Regions from separate parts of the Mus musculus genome. Here region 1 is linked to region 2. A link is a loop called in an ENCODE intact Hi-C map of the cell type or tissue named here. Cell type or tissue: heart. All regions are shown on one strand.

The links. A loop is a pair of places that touch in the nucleus more often than their neighbours do. Peaks named below come from ENCODE experiments on the same cell type or tissue, not always from the same donor. Only the 100,000 strongest peaks of a DNase experiment are listed, where the experiment ranks them.
Region 1: it touches region 2 in a loop (2.7-fold over the local background); 1 of 42 quality-filtered maps calls a loop at or near these places.

What each region holds. Positions count from the first base shown.
Region 1 is chr17:50,049,873-50,057,872 of GRCm38, forward strand. It overlaps Rftn1 (raftlin lipid raft linker 1), which reads right to left. Exons shown (of 10, transcript NM_181397.2): 5 at 5,365-5,755. Among named protein-coding and RNA genes, the nearest start is that of Gm52302, 19 kb to the left of the region's middle. In heart, no CTCF peak of the experiment used is centred here; DNase peaks (open chromatin) are centred at 769, 3,059 and 5,049.
Region 2 is chr17:50,233,478-50,241,477 of GRCm38, forward strand. Gm41597 (a long non-coding RNA gene) reads right to left here and starts at 3,298. Exons shown (of 2, transcript XR_876869.1): 1 at 2,872-3,298; 2 at 905-1,801. AY702103 (cDNA sequence AY702103) reads left to right here and starts at 5,731. Exons shown (of 2, transcript NR_131975.1): 1 at 5,731-8,000. In heart, a CTCF peak has its summit at 4,040; a DNase peak (open chromatin) is centred at 4,034; H3K27me3 peaks cover 1,470 bases.

The sequences.
Region 1 (8,000 bases), 180 kb before region 2:
TGTGATGGAGGAAAGAACAGCCATAAGGCTGGAGAGGGAAACATTGTCCTTTGAGAAGAGGCAGATGCCAGCTTTTATCAACAGACGTTACTATTGCATATCCTGTGATAGGAATGTGCCCACAGCAGGGATGAGGAGCCAGTCCAGCCGTGGGAAGCTAATCTGTGGACAGGAAGCTCAGCTGGAATTCTGCCTGCCTGCCTCAACTTCCTCCACCAATTTCTGTTGATGTTTTAAGTACCTGGATTAATGACATTTTGTTGTCTGTCTGTCTGTCTCTGTACCTACTTACTTACCTATCATCTATTTGCTGTTTATTCTTGCTGCACACTTAATAAACTCACCCACTCAAACCAAAATCATGGCTATCATAGAATAATCTGCAGTGTCTACAGAACAAGAGATGATGCTGGGAAGACAGAGCGAGCAGGGATAGAAATGAGGAGATGCAATGTTAGTGAGCAGTTACCACAGGGCAGCTGTGCCTCATCAGGGACACAGGTCCACTGGGACAATGTCACCTTAGTTGCATCCACTAAGGACGAGACAACTGAGGTACCCATCCACTTGGACCGAAAGTCACTTCTGAAGCACTCCTGGCCAGAGCTGTCCACAGGTTTGGTCCAGAACATGGCCCTATAGTCGGTTACAGTTAGGCACAAATGCAACAGGAGCAATTGCTCAGAGCTGCTGCGTTGGAAGAAGGAAGTGGGAATTTGGTCGTGGTCACAGCTGGTAGCACTTGAACACACAGAAGACCATCTTCACTCACGGGGTGCAGTAAGAATAAGCACCAGTCTCCCGAAAGCGTCACGCAACAGAGAATGAGTAAGGCCGAAATGAGAAGTGAAGAGGCTGTGGTGGAGGAGGGCGGGAAGGACAGCTAGGTAAGGTAGGAAGGGCTGGCAGCAACTAGGCTTTCCAGGCTCCAACCTCCCCAGCAGCCTGACACAAAAGCACATTTCTCAGGAAGGAAGGGAGAATGGCAGATGAAGAACCACAGAAGAATCAGCAGCGATGGGATACCAGGAGAGGCCTGATCTCACACAACCCTTTAGTCAGATCCACTCACAGGGACACCAGCCAAGAGAAACTACCCCCAAAACCACTTGCTTCGATGCTCTCGTGTCCCCCAAACTCCGACACATTTCGAGTGTGAGCAGGGACCAAGGATTCCGAGGAGCCCCAGGTTTGTTTCAATGTTCTCTGTTGTTCTATAAGCTACTATGATCCCAGCTGGAAGCAATTTCCAGATGTGGGAAAGTCCCAAAGGAAGGCATTGTTTGTGAGAATGGCTGAAGGACTAGGCTGGCAGAGCAGCCAAAGAGTACCAGACTGTCTTCTTGTCCTGCCCTGTGACATGACATGGGGCCTCGCCACATTTCATTTGGAACTCTTATGCCTTCCAAGGTCCCTGTACCACGGTGAATGTCTCATGTGTTTGTGATTGACACGCGCAGGATAAACGGAGAACATGGAGACCCGGGCTGGGGACGGGCTATGCCATGCAGGCAAGCATGGCAAGGGAAAGGTATGCTGTTCTCAGGCCACATGTGGGCCTGAGCTGAGCTATAGTGTAGATAGAAGCTTGTCTGCATTTATGGAATCAGAGAGCTGCAGCTTGTGAACGAGCCACAGGGATGGCTGGATTTCAGTGTCCAAGGAGAGCTGTGGTTCAGAGGAAACAGAACCGAGAACTGAGTCTGAGTTGTGGGCACCATAAGCCAGACTTGGGGCAGTCAGCTGAGCCTGGAGAGCCAGGCATAGCTGGGTGGGGACTGCAAGCTGCTCAAGACATGGGCAGGGGGAACTGAGATGAATGTCTTCTATTAAGGCAGGGCTGCGGGTGCAGTGATGGGAAGGTCCACTACATCCCTGAACCTGTGGAAGGCTTCTCACTTGTCACAGGCATGGTGCCAGCCCAGGACATCTCTGAGCCAGCATGAGGCCACCTGACATGGCAGCTCACGACAAACCCAGCAGACCCAGATGTAGGTACCTCAGCCAGGTGTGACCTCCCACGATACCTGATGCTCTCAACTTCCACGGGAGGTTCAGGTGTATCTCTCAGAATCCCTGACAGTGAGTGGCAGAGCCTGGGATCTTTCAATCCTCTCAGACTCTGGGCTCATGCCCCATTCTTGTAAGAGGTTAATTTAATAGAATACAAAGTAGATGCTGGTAGCCATAGTTGGGGACATTTGTTCATGGACTCAGTGGGAGCCTAGAGACGTCGCACCAAGTGGCTCAGGTGGAGGAGGCAGAGTGACAAGGTCTAAGTACCTCCATAAACTCCGGGAAGAAAAATACACAGCACAACCACCCCAGGCCTCAAATCTGACTGCCTGGCACAACACCCCTGCTCTGCCTAGCACACCCAAGTGGTTCTTGCTTCTTGATCAAAGGTATTGTAAGGGGTACTGGGGTGTATCTCACAGTGACTTCATATCATCAGGAAGTCCCCAGGCAAGAAGTCCCCAATTAATGAACAAGAAGATCCAGAAGGGTATAATACCTGGACCGCCATGCAGGAATGGGGACAGTCCACCTGCTCTCCCTGCTGACACTAGCACCACAGTGCAGGAATGGGGTCAGCCCAACAGCTCTCTCTCTGAACATCTGGACCATGATGCAGGGATGGGGTCAGCCCACCTGTTCTCCCTTTAACATCAGCACCACAATGCAGGGATGGGTCAGCCCAGCCATGTTCCCTGTAGCTCCTTTAAGACCACTGTGAACTGTCCCTGACTGGATCTACTGCTAGCTGCTTCCTACCCAAGGGAGGCAATTTCTGCAATCCTTTTAAAGTGTCTTGCTGTGATTGCAGAAAGAGACTTAAACATTACAACCTCTTTAGGGGGCAAGCAGACAGCTGAGCAGGGTATGGGATGGTGAGGCTGGGGTTGGGTGCCCTGTGAGTGTTTTTCAGGGCAGGGCAGTGAACAGACGCCCCAGAGAAGGAAACAAGCTAAACTCCCTAGGGAAAGGCTCAGGAGAGAAGCTGGGGTCAGATAAGGGCTTTGACCTGTGGAGACAGGGTCCTTAAATGTCCAGCCTTCAGGAAGGGAACGGTCCTTATCTGTGAGCTGGGAGCCACAGTAGCATCTCCTGTCATAGTTGTGGTGAGTGTAATCGAGATAACACCTGGGGAAAACTGGACCAAGGCCCTCCACTAGCAACGTGTGTCTACCAACTAATTTGAAAAGGCTGGAGATGGAAGGAGAGTGCTGTGATTGCTTGCAAGGCAGGGTGGGGGCTGCTGATATGCACAGAGAGAGAGAGAGAGAGGGAGAGAGGGAGAGAGGGAGAGAGGGAGAGAGAGAGAGTGAGAGAGAGAGCACGAGCTGTCTACTTGGGAGGACTAAAATGGGCTGTGTGGCTCAAGCCCCTGGCCTGTCTCCAGCTGGAAACCCCCTTCCCACGCACTGTTGGACTGAGGCCTCCGTGACACATTAACCCACCAGTGACCAAAGGATTTGAATTTGCAGAAAAGGACAAGGACCCCAGGAAATGGAGACTGCAGGCCTAAGTGCTCTGGGCATTACAGGAGGGTTTGGTGTCAATCTTCAGCCATAGTAGAACCTGGGCAATGGAGAGAGAGAGAGTCAAGGAGCCCTAGAGCAGAAATAGGGCACTGGACATCTGGGAAGGGTTCTAGGAAAGGGTTAAAGGTCAAACCCAGAAAGTGAACCTTCTCAAGGTCTAGGAGAAAGGTGGGTTCTGGAACACAGTCTCCACACTCCTGATAGACTCTTGGGATCAACTGTCTCATTTCTTCTTAAAAGGATTCTGTGAGGGGTAGCACTGTGCAGCCAGGGCCCTGAATAAGAGCTCCCATGGGGATGTTAGTGGCATGTATCTGGACAAGACGACCACCTAGCTAGAAGGTGCACACAGACATGGGTTTTCTCTCCATGGTGCTGCCTGTCTCCCATGGCTGCTATGCCTCCCTCCCGGGTTTCATGCCTGACCTGGACCCTCATCTTCCACATGGCTCTACAGTCGCCCTCCCTCTCAGAATTTAGTATGCTCAGCCCCCCAGCCTCACGATGGAGCTTGTCAGACCCTCACACCAGATCTAAACCCAAGCCACCATCAAGGTGAGACAGTAGTCTACCTCAGCGAAGTGAAAAAAACCCTACCAGTATCTCTAAACCAAAGATCAAGGTCTTGAATAAATGATAGCTCTACTGTATTTCAGAATTGAGGCAGTCCTTTCAGGGAAACCCTGCCATTAGATCTCAGATCTGACCATCCCATCTTTTTTTCCTCAAGAAGTGCTGACTTAGCAAAAAATAAATAAACAAAATAAAATCAACTCACTGCCCCTATTCTCAAGCAGCCAAATCACTTGCAAGAGGTCAATTTCAAGTGTTTTTAGCTAATACAGAGTAGAAATGGTGACTGGGGACATGGTATAGAAAGGTCTAAACAAATACACTAAGGCAACTCTGTGGGTATTCTATTGTCAGGCAACTTATGGTCACCTTCCTAAAGCCAGAGAGGGCCCCACTGCTAACATAAGGACCCACACAATGGATGGGATTTCCAGGCAAAAGTAGAGAAAAGGAGACTATGAGAGTTACAGAAGGCTTCAGGAAATCTTTTCATTCTATTACACTGGAAAAGCCAAGTAGAGTGGAGGCATGGGTGGTGTCAACCCTACCTGCCGTCCTATGCCAGGGGTGCCAGCTCCCAGCCCGGAAGTGGTAAGAGAGCTCACTCATAAGAGTGCGTAGAGAATAGAGCGATGGCCCCTTTAAAGGATGGCAGAGTCTGGTAACTGGGAAGTATAATAACTGCTGTCTGTTATGGGTGGGTTGCTACATGACATCATCAAGTCATTAGCACTGACAGAGAAGACCCACAGTGGTGACAAAGCATTTTCTCCATGGTGCCCATCTGTCAACTGTATGTGCTTCTTGCATTCAGAATGCTTCCATCCGAGCAAGCAGAGCCATTACTCTCTTGCGTGGTACGCCCTCCTCCCTGCTTTCTCACTCCCTTGTTTAGGCAGACACTCAGAAGCAGAACGCCCAAGCTCACTGGAGAGTGGTTCACATTCTCTGTATGGGTGTGAGGGTGGAGAAGGTCCTGGCCATCCGGGAACACTGACTGAGACTATTTCGTCTAGAAGCCACTTTTGGAGTCCTCGCAAGTCAGTTTCACTGGGCTCTGTTCACTCAACATGGTCCACAGCTGCAGTTGGTAAACAGCTGTGTAGCCCAGACAGCTACTTGATAAACTTTCTCTTGTCTACTGTGTCTTCATACTAATTTCATTTCCTTTTCCCTAAGAGGCCCTGGGGAATACTAAAAAAACCTCTCTTTAAGCAGGTCAGAACTCCTGGCATTGAACACTTACTCCTGGAGGGCAGCTCTTCAGGCCCATTTGAGGGGTCGCCCTCTGATCTATCCAGTGCTGGCTGCAAACCCCGCAGTGGAAACTCGCCAGCCTCATTCTCTGCCGAGGGAGAGGGAATGCCAGGCTGCTGGGCACTGGGCACGTCCCCTGTGGATCCTGGTTTGGTCTCCGGTCTTCGGTTCACTCCTGCAGTGGCAGCATCCGTCTCTGCAGCCTTCGGAGTATCATTTTCCAAGGATGAACGGTCCCCTAAGGTGCATTTCACATCCCTGGCATCTTCAACACTGTTGGCAACAGGCTTGAGACGCCGGCTGCCTGCTGAGCTCACCGAGGGCTGGTACTGGGGCACCACGCTAACAAACTTCAAGCCCTGACTGGCGGCCTCCTGCACCTGGGAGACAAAGGAGACAAAGGGGATTTTGTAAATGGGACACAGCTAGGCACTGAGACCACTGTGGATTCCCAGTGTCAGCACAAGCTGCGGAGGCCTAAAGGGTGGGTCTCACTGTTGAAAACACTTAAGCATTTGGTTATTTATTGAAGAGTCTCTCTCTCGTGTGTGTGTGTGTGTGTGTTTGTGTGTGTGTGTGTGTGTGTGTGTCTATGCCATGCTACACCCATTTATGAGCTGCCTGACACAGATGCTGAGATCTGAACTCAGGCCTCTGCAATAGCAGCAGTTTTACTACTTAGCTGCCTCTTTACTGTTGTTGTTTATATAATTTTTGAGACAAGATATCACTGTGACGCCTCATCTTGCCTTGAACTACAGATCCCCCTGAGCCTGCTTCCTCGGTGCCATAATGTCTTTTTTTTTTCCTTTTTTCCTCTTTGGTGAGTGTGTACAATGCCTATGTATGCACTTGAGTATGGACACCAGAGGCCAATATGAAGTATCTGTCCTTGATCGCTTTCCACCTTTATTTTTGAAAAAGAATCTCTCGATGAAACTCATCTATTTGTTTAGGCTGACTGACCAATGAGCTCTAGGGAGCCACAGCTCCAGGGCCCAGCGGTAGATTACAGCATGCATTGATATGTTCTGTTTTTAACTTGGGCTCTGGGGGTCCTGACTCAGGTCCTCCTGTGTTTGTGGAACGCGCTTTACTGGTTGAGCAGCTCCCTCAATGTTCTAATCTCATTTTTCATGAGTCTGGACAAAGGATCTGACAGAATAAGCTCAAATAGAATTTGAAGAAGGAAGTTCTCATGGTGACAGTTTAATTTTTCTCCTCCACCATCCCAGGAGGCTAGAGTACAAACTCAGCACAGCTGCCCCACAAGCCCTCACTGCTGGGTGGCAGCACATGATCCCAAGAGCCCCCTTTTGAAGGCAGCACTTTAGGCAGAGGGCCTAGGTGGGGAATCTGATGGGCATCCTTCCCCGTGCTGCCTGCCCTTAGGCCTGAGGGAAGCCATGGTACCCTCGGAGCACCCAACCCTGACCCACAGCTAATACTGAGCCCTTCGATCCCCAGTCCATGGTACATATCATCTCACGCAAGGAACCGGAAGCTATACCCTCTCACTCCCTGAGCTCAGAAGAGGAACGTGACCATCTTTCTACAAGGTATCTTGTGACACATGAGCACTCCATGAAACCAGCCCCAGGCAGTTGAATTTAGTAGGAAGGACACTGAAAGAATAATTAGAAGTAATCGCATAATGAATCCAATCAAATCAGCCGAAAGTAGGAGGTGGTCTTCCGGAGATTTCCCCGGCAAGGATGCTCAAGCCCTGGGACCAATGAGCAAGGAGGAAAGTCACAGAAATCTTAGTCTCTGACTGCTAAGTGCATGATCTCAGGAGCCCTCAAGGCTTCTGCAGTGCTCAGCTATGATCAGGAATCAGCAAGAAGTACCAGCATGGAGCTACTGGAGAAGTGACCTCTGCGGCCCTCCTCACACCAACTATCCTATGTTAGTTAAACTGTGTCATCTTGGTTCCACACAGAATATTCCAGAACACAAAATCTACACCAGTTGCAGATGTACCCAAGTCTTTTATTTTAATGAAAGCAAGACTAGCAATAGTAGACCTACTATGCACCCACTATGGTCTGGGCGCTGTGCTGACATTTACATCGTGTTCTGTGTATCATTGTCTCCATTTTAGGTGAGGCCTGGGGGGTTGGGGGGGAGTTGTAAGCTCGCAGTGGGGAGTTACAGTTCACAGCCAGGCTTGGGCAGAAGCAGACTTGAGACAGAGTCGGAGCCTCTCAGGATGTTAAATCTGTGCACACCCGCCCTGCACGCTCGGCTGTTAGCTTTCTGTTACTATGAGCAAAAACCTCAGGAAGAAAGACAACTTCATCTTGGCTGTCACATTCTGGGGTTTCAGACAGGGTGAGTGTAGAGTGTAGAGTAGCTCTCGTCCCTAGCTGAGAGACAGAGAGACAAAGACAGAGACAGAGACAGGAGTGTAAGTGTAGAGCAGCTCTCCTCACTAGCTGAGAGACAGAGACAGAGACAGAGAGACACAGAAGGAACACCTGCCCTTCTTACATTTCTTCACTCCCCCTATTCTACCCAGGTCCCCAGCCAATCCAGTGGTGTTACCCACAACTGCAGTGTTAGCTGTTCTGGAAAGAACCCCCTCAGTAAACACACACATACACACGCACACACACACGCACA
Region 2 (8,000 bases):
GGAAAGATTGGACTGATCGACTGCATAGGGTGAGCTCGTGGGAAGCAACATGTGCTGAAAACAGGGAACACGTGGGTTTGAGGCAAAAGTGACAAACTCAAAGAGCAGACTCAACAAAATACAAGTAAATATTTATCAAAACGGAGTATGGAAAAATGTGACTCCAAAGACAGAAATGAACAGAAAATCATTGCTACATTCAAAAATTTAGAACGAAAATTCTGCTTAAGAAAATTGAAAATGTGTGCAAAATGGAGCTATGAGAAACTCTCTGTATTATATACATTAACTTGTCATGTTTACTTGAATTGTCAAAATCTATTACAATTTTTCTATTTTGTTAATGGCATGATTCAAAAATATGCTCTTTTTGATTCCATTTGACTGGCGATATGGAACATTGGGTGTTATTTCTACTATTTTCTTTTAATAATTAATATCTTCACTTATTAAATATATTTATTTAAAAAAACAAAATTGGAGTCAAAAAATGGAGAAAGCTTTAGTATATATAATGACAATAGTTAATATCTTATGTGACTCAAACATGTCCTCCAGTTCTGACTGGAGCTTCAGTCTCTGGTCATGTGCCAGCCATATTTGAAGTGGGCCTGCCATGGCAACTATGGTGAAGTTGGAGGTGAGGAGAGGACTCCACGATGGTATTGGACTCTGTGGGAAGAAGACCCTGAGACCTGCACTCACCGAGTGTTCGCCGCTGTCTGCCAGGCCGAGATGCAGCAGAAAGGCCTGCTGCCCACCAGACAGTGAGGAGAGGCTCACACTGCTCTCTTGAGCTTCTCTCAGCTTCCAAAACCATAAGCCAAAGAAACTATTCTTTCTAAATTGCTTGGTCTCATAGTTTGTTGTACCAACAGAAAACAGAATAAGACAATATCCAAAATGCATAAAGAGCATTTTAAACCAATAGTAACATAATGATATCAATACAAAAAGATAAAACAAATTCATGAACAGAAAACTATTACAAGAACAATGTTGAGGTTTAAAGTGAAACATCACACTATACAGGGTTATAGGTCTGGTTCTTGGTGGTGCCTTGGGAGGTCATGAAATCTTTTGAATGCAAGGCACAGCTGATAGGTCTAGGCTTCCAGAAGTAGGCTCTAAAGATTAGACCTGCCACCATTTCCAGCCCGGGGTCTCTGCTTCCTGATCCTTCAGATTTGAACAAGCCATAACCCCAGCTGCTGCCGCCATGTACATAGCTGGCCAGATGTCACGCCCCGCTTTCATAAGGGACAGGTGTCCCCTGCATTGCACTGAGCCCGATAAAACTATCCAAAACTAATACAGGAAGAAACTTACCAATAACTCTCTTAGTGGTTAAAAATATAAACTATGATGGTTGATATCAAATTAAAATGCATCAAAAGTTATAAAACTCTGGGAGAATTCAGGAAAATGGGCACTTGTCACCCCAATTTGGTAGAACTTTTCTAGGTGGGGCCTTGGCAACAGGTATTAAAGTCTGTTTGTTCCTGGGTGTCAATATAGAGATTTCATATTTGAAAATTTGTCTGAAGAAAATGAAGTATACAGGCGAAAGTTGTGTGGGTGTTTGTGATTTGAACAAATACAGATTGAAGAAATGTAATTCTGTGGTCACAGAACGGGATAGCATCCCGTAGCCATTGAACAGTGGTACTGCAGTGCATTTCCCAAAGCAGGGCATGGTAGCACAGGCCTGTAGAAGCAGAGGCAATCTGGAAGCAGAGGATGGTGATCTCTGTGAGTTCCAAGCCAGCCTGGTGTTCGCAGCAAGGCTATAAGTGAGACCCTGGAAAGAAAGAAAAGAAAGAGAGAGAGAGAGAGAGAGAGAGAGAGAGAGAGAGAGAGAGAGAGAAGGGAGGGAGGGAGGGAGGGAGGGAGGAAGGAAGGAAGGAAGGAAGGAAAGAAAAGAGAGAGGGGGAAATAGTTTTTATTTATTCAGAGGAAAATGATATAGGAATAAAAAGTGATGTGCATGCTACCAAATTTGTAAAGATCATACTTCGCAACATGAAACAAAACAAAACAAAAAAACAAAAACAAAAACAAAAAAAGCTCTGTTTTCCTTTGGGCATCTGGGATTTTAAGAACTCCCTCCTGGCCTCACCTGACCTCCACCCCCGTGCCCCCCACCCCCAGCTTCCTCTGGTCCTTGTGTTTCCTGACAAGTCTTTGTTTTTGTTTTGTTCTAAGAAAGGGTCTAATTTTATAATCCCACTGGCTTTAAATTTCTGACTATTCTTTAATAAATAAAACATGCTTTGGAAGCCAGAAGGGTGCTTTCAACTTACAAACAAAAGATGTATGCATCTCCATTGCACATTCAACCAATTAGTATGTTCTATGACAGAAGGAAGAGAACATTGAAATGAGAGAGACTATATTTCAGAAGGTGAAGATGACTCCTGAGTGAGAGAGAGAGAGAGAGAGAGAGAGAGAGAGAGAGAGAGAGAGAGGTGTGAGCATCTTTTCTGTCCTGTGATAAACAGAAGTCTAAGCTAACAGCAACAAGCTATAACACCAACCAGCCTGATCAAAGGAGAGTTTACGCCCAGCCCAGCCCAGCCCAGCCCAGCCCAGCCCAGCCCAGCCCAGCCCAGCCCAGCCGCCCCCGGCCCCAGGCCACCAAAGCAGCCAGTGCAGAAGAAGCCTGAGACCAGGAGCTGCCCCATGGGAGCTTTCTGAATCCTGGGGCACAGGACAGCCACGTGGGCTGACTCAGTAGTCTCAGACCATGTCCCTGATGCACATGGGATACAGTGACAGAGAAGTCCCCACCATACAATGAACATTAGTGCATCCTATGCCTGGGGCAGTCTAGTGCCAGGCTGCAGACAGCCATTCTGCCAAGATAAATACCTTTGGCCGCCAGCATCCAAGGCCAGGAAGAGAAGTTGGGATGCTAGTTACTGAGTGTCTCAGAGTGTAGTCCGTCCCTTCCACACACTCAAGCCCGCTCTCCAGTGTGTGCAGAAGGCTCAGCTTAAGTTCTGGGGCAGGCTGGAGAAAGGATGGACACTCTGAGCCATCCCCCGAGGTTACGGCCCTCACTACCTAGGCTTTCTCTAGGCGTCAGGATGGGTTGGGGACTGAAGGCCTATCTGCCAATGTCTGTGTCTCCAGAGATCACAACGTCACAAGCACATCGGACAGCTGGGTCGTCTGGCTTTGCTGGCCAGCCTTCCCTTTCACACTTGGTGGTCTCTACTCAAGCTGTGTGTTCTCATTTTCTGTAATAACCAGGCATGAATAGATTGCAAGCGGCAACACTGTAAAGATTGGTTCAATATTCCTTGCCAGTGGGAAACAAAGTTGTTTTATTTTATTTTATTTTTTTATTTTAATGCATTTTGAGTTAAGAATAGCTTTGTACAGAGCATCCAGGTGGTTAAAACTCTAGTCTCTGGCACCAAGCACCTCACTCCTTTCCATCCATGGCAGAACCCTAGGGCTGATGGGGACAAGCCTGGCCTCCTTCAGTCTCAGGCCAGAGGCTGACACAATGGAGCTGTCAGAGCTGTCCTCCCTGCTGTGCCCAGCCAATTTGCTTGAATTTGAAGCAGAAACCTTTGCTCCCTGAATGTGTCCTCCGGCCTTCTCTGCTTGTCTGCGGCTGGGGCTTTGGGTAGAGCAGGGGCTGGGGGTGCCTGTTTAATTCCTCCTTGGATAGAGCAGCTGATTGGTGCCTGCCTGGCTTCTGGAGCAAATGAAGCATCGCGTCATTATTATTGCTTGCTTACTTAATTGAAAATTGACCAGATGTCAATTGTGATGAACAAACACTTTTTCTTCCGAGGCGAGGGATTAAGACACATTTCCTTTTCCACCTGGCACCAAACCCACGCTGTATTTCACACTGAAAGACCCTTTCTGATAAAGAAGAAAGAAGCAAAGAAAGGCGAGGGAACCATTTTGACTAAAAAGCCTGTAATAATGGAAGAAAACCGATTTTCAGAGGCATTGTCCTGGACATCTTTGTTGGCTTGAGCTGGGCAGCTTTGTTGGCTTACGGCGCCACCTAACGGGGATGAGGTAGATTACACAGCGTTGTTGCATCCTCCCGGGCTGCCTCCTGCGGGATGAGTGAGATACCAGCCTCAAGTTGTAGGATGCTAACCTGGTGCTGAAGGGTCACCCACTCTCAAAGGCAGACTCCTCCGCTAAATGGAATTTCTAATGCTTTACTTTTAAACATCCGCTGTGTGTGTGTGTGTGTGTGTGTGTGTGTGTGTGTGTAGGACAACTCGTGGATGTTAGAAGACGCCTTGTTAGAGTTGGTTCTCCCCTTCCCCCACTTGGGTCCCAGAGATCAGGTCACTTGACTTGAGGCAAGCATGGTCACCCTGTGAACCATCGTGACTGTCATGTATTTTTTTATTTGATTTTTTTTTAAAGGTAGGATCTTAGTAACCCAGGCTGACTTTGAAATCCTTGTATAGCTGAAACTGACCTTGAACTTCTGACCCTTCTGCCTCCAGGACTGGGACCACATAGGTGTGCTCCACCACACTCTTCTGTACAAGGTGCTGGGGTGGAACCCAGAGCTTCCGGTGTGTATTGTGCAAGCAGCCTGCCAGCTGAGACACACGCCTTCCTTGTGTGTTGCTGAGAGGGAGGAGGAAGAGAGAATCTGAAAGGGGGTTGGGTGTCAAGAATTACTGATGTAGCAGTAAGAAGCGCTAAAATGCTTCCTCTACTTTATCCCACCATTTGGGACACTCCTGGGCCGGCAAGCGTGCTTCTGGATGCTTTGGAAAGCCACAGCAGGGAAGGTGGGGTCTCCTTAAAGCTGGAGAGATGATGTGGAACTGTGGGGACCGTGGTGGAACAGACAACACATCTTCTTTCAGGGTGTCGTCCTTCAGCTGCCAATTGCCAGCAAATGTGGTCTCATCGTCCTGTTTGCCAAAGCCAAGGGTGTGTATAAGACCCAGGAGCGAGAGGGTGTGGCCTTTGGAGATCTCTGCCGTGGGCTGTCAGTTTGGGAGAGCAGCATGGTATCCCAGTCACCAAGTAGTAGAGGTACTGGGGACTGGAGGAAGCAAAGCAGCAGGAGCCCTGTGACTGGGCACTCAACATGGAAGCCAGGGAGATGGCAAGCTCTCAAATTAGCAAGGGACATCTGAGAGATTTAGACTTCCTGCAAAGGGTAGTCCAATTCTAGAACGATTCTCCAGGATCTAGAAGATGTAGGTCTGTGCACAGCTCACTGTGACTCAGCTACCAATGTCAGTGGTAGGACTGTACCACTAGTGTGTTTGTTCAAGACGGTGCCTCCAAGGTCCTGCTGGCTGCAGATATCCCTGCCTCCAGGTCCTCAGAATCTAGCTTCAAGACTGTGTCCTCTACCAGCAAATCATCTTTCCAGGACAGGTGTTCTTTCTTGTCAAGAGAAGGGAATGTTGTCAAGATTACCCAGAGCTCTGAGAGCAGCTGGAACAACACTTTAAAAAGGGGTTCATGACAACACCTGGGTTAGATATGCAGGCCACTCAAGTGCCAGGAATGGCTTTCCTGCCCTGGACTCCCTTTGCAAACTCTATATATTTTGTAAACTCTGTACACTTTATAAAGTTTGTAAACCTCAACTCAGAAAATGGTCCTGGCTGAGACTGAGGCTCTCCAGCAGCCAGGCCCCTCCCCCAGAACCCCACTAACTGTCATAACTGTCAGAAGGGTCATCTCCAGCATGTCAACAGGCCCCACCCACGTTATGCTAATTCTAGGTGAAAAGCCTGAATAAAAGCCACCAATTCCTGAATAGGAAAATCCACCAAACCCTGAACTTCCCACAGAAACTCACCTATCCCTGGACATCAAAACCCACCAATCCCTGAACAGGTAAACTCACCAATCCCTGAGCTCCCTCAGGCTCAGAAATTGAGATGCCAGCCATCCTCACTCTGGAAATCTTACTCTAGAAAGGTCCATGCCCTAAGAACACCTATACAAGCACTGGACTTTGTCCAATTAGCAAGTGCTCTCTGCACTCTCCTGAAACCATAGGCACTAATATTCCAGGATGCATTCTTCCATACTGTGGACACACCAATGAATGCCTTTCATGAGCTCTGCTGTCATGTTCTTCTCTCATTGGAAGAAGACAAGAAGCAATGAAGACAAGAAAGGAAGAGAAGGAGTAGGCTTGAGGCTCCTGAGCTCAGCTGGGGACATCCTTCCCTGGAGCTGGGAAGCCTCCAATGAGGAAGGAGACTTCCTCTCAAAGATGTGTGGTTCCTGGGCCCCCGTGTCTCCAGAAACCCTTCCCTTGGGACACTGTCACACCTCAGAGCTGGATGGTTCCTGAGTTCCAAGGCCCTGAACACCTTCTCATCCAAGCACAAAGGCCAACAACCAGGGCCACTGGCCCTACAAGATCCAGATATCATCTGGTAAAGTCTGAGAACCAACTCCCAGAGATGGGTCATGCAGAAGTTAATCCTGAAGCTCCATCTTCCTCAACACTGGCAGATAAAAGCCACCCAGGAGCCTCCACAGGAGCGCCTGTCTCATCAATGGGTCCAGCCATATTCCAGATTTGGAAGGACCTTTGCAAGGATCTGACAAACATTGCAGGAAGATCTCTGAGAGATCTGTACAGGATCCCAGAGGGTTCCCTGGGCAAAGATCTAGAGGCTGTCTCCGAGACACGGGTGGACAGTTGCTATGTCAGACAGCCAAGAAGTGACTCACCAAGTCCCCAGCTAGTCTCCCCAGGAAAACAGCAGCTAGAGGGTATACTGAAAACCACTCAAGCAGCAAGTGGAGCCATTACAATGCCATTAAGGTGCCTGTGGGCACTTGTCAAGGAATTGCTGTGGACCACACAGTGGTCCTGCCTGAAAACTCAGAGACAAGTTCTGAAAACCCAGAGACAAATATGGAAGCTCAGAAGCAGTGATCCTTGAATGATGGGGCCACCTGCAAGAATATTTCCCAATGGGCCTTCATTCCTACAAGAAGATGCCTTTTGGGTGAGGCAAAAAGATGGAGCTTGCTTCTCAGAGACCTCAAAATCCTACATCTTTCCAACACAAACAGGTCTGTAGCTTTGCCATTTCCCACAGCCTCTGACTCCCTCTCCGACCTGCTGGGATTCTAGAGATGATTTCCTGGGAGAGCTTTTTCAGAAAAGTTCAGAAGAGGAAGTGAGGACAAAAATGGCTTCTAGTATATGCAGACTGCTCCCTCTACCCGCCAGCTCAAATTCCTGAGAGGGAGTCCATCTAATGACAACAATTGGCCATCTGAGGCACCCAAAGTGTTTAGAAGGACAATGTGACTTCCCTATGCACCACACACTGCATTGTGGGCAGAGACTGGCCCAGTGATAAGGCTCTTGGATCTTGGACAGGCAACCCAGAGCCAGGTTCAAACCTAGTCAAGGATAGGTATGAGCCCCAGGAGAGTAAGGGTGTGGCCTTTGGAGATCTCTACCACGGGCTGTCAGTTTGGGAGATCAGTGTGGCACCCCAGTTACCAAGTACTAGAGGTATGGGGACTGGAGGAGGCAGAGGAGGAGCAGGAGCCCTGTGACTAGGCACTCAACATGGAAGCCAGGGAGATGGCAAGCTCTCAAACTTAACAAGGGGCAGCTGAGCGATTTAGAATCACTGCAGACCAGCAAAAGATATTCCCCTTCCACGACTATTTTCCAGGATCCAGAAGACTTATGCCTGAACACATCTCACTGTGACTCGGCTACCGATGTCAGTGGTAGGACTGTACCACTGGCATGTTCTTTCAAGACGGTGCCTCCAAGGTCCTGCTGGCTGCAGATATCCCTGCCTCCAGGTCCTCAGGATCTAGCTTCAAGACTGTGTTCTCTACCAGAAAATTATCTTTCCAAGACAGGTGTTCTTTCTTGTCAAGAGCAGGGAATGTTGACAAGACTCCCAGACCCCAGGAGCCTTTGACTTTCCATTTCCACACATTGGACTGTCCATGTCCCAGGCAGGACATATTTTCCTGACAGAGATGAGACCTGC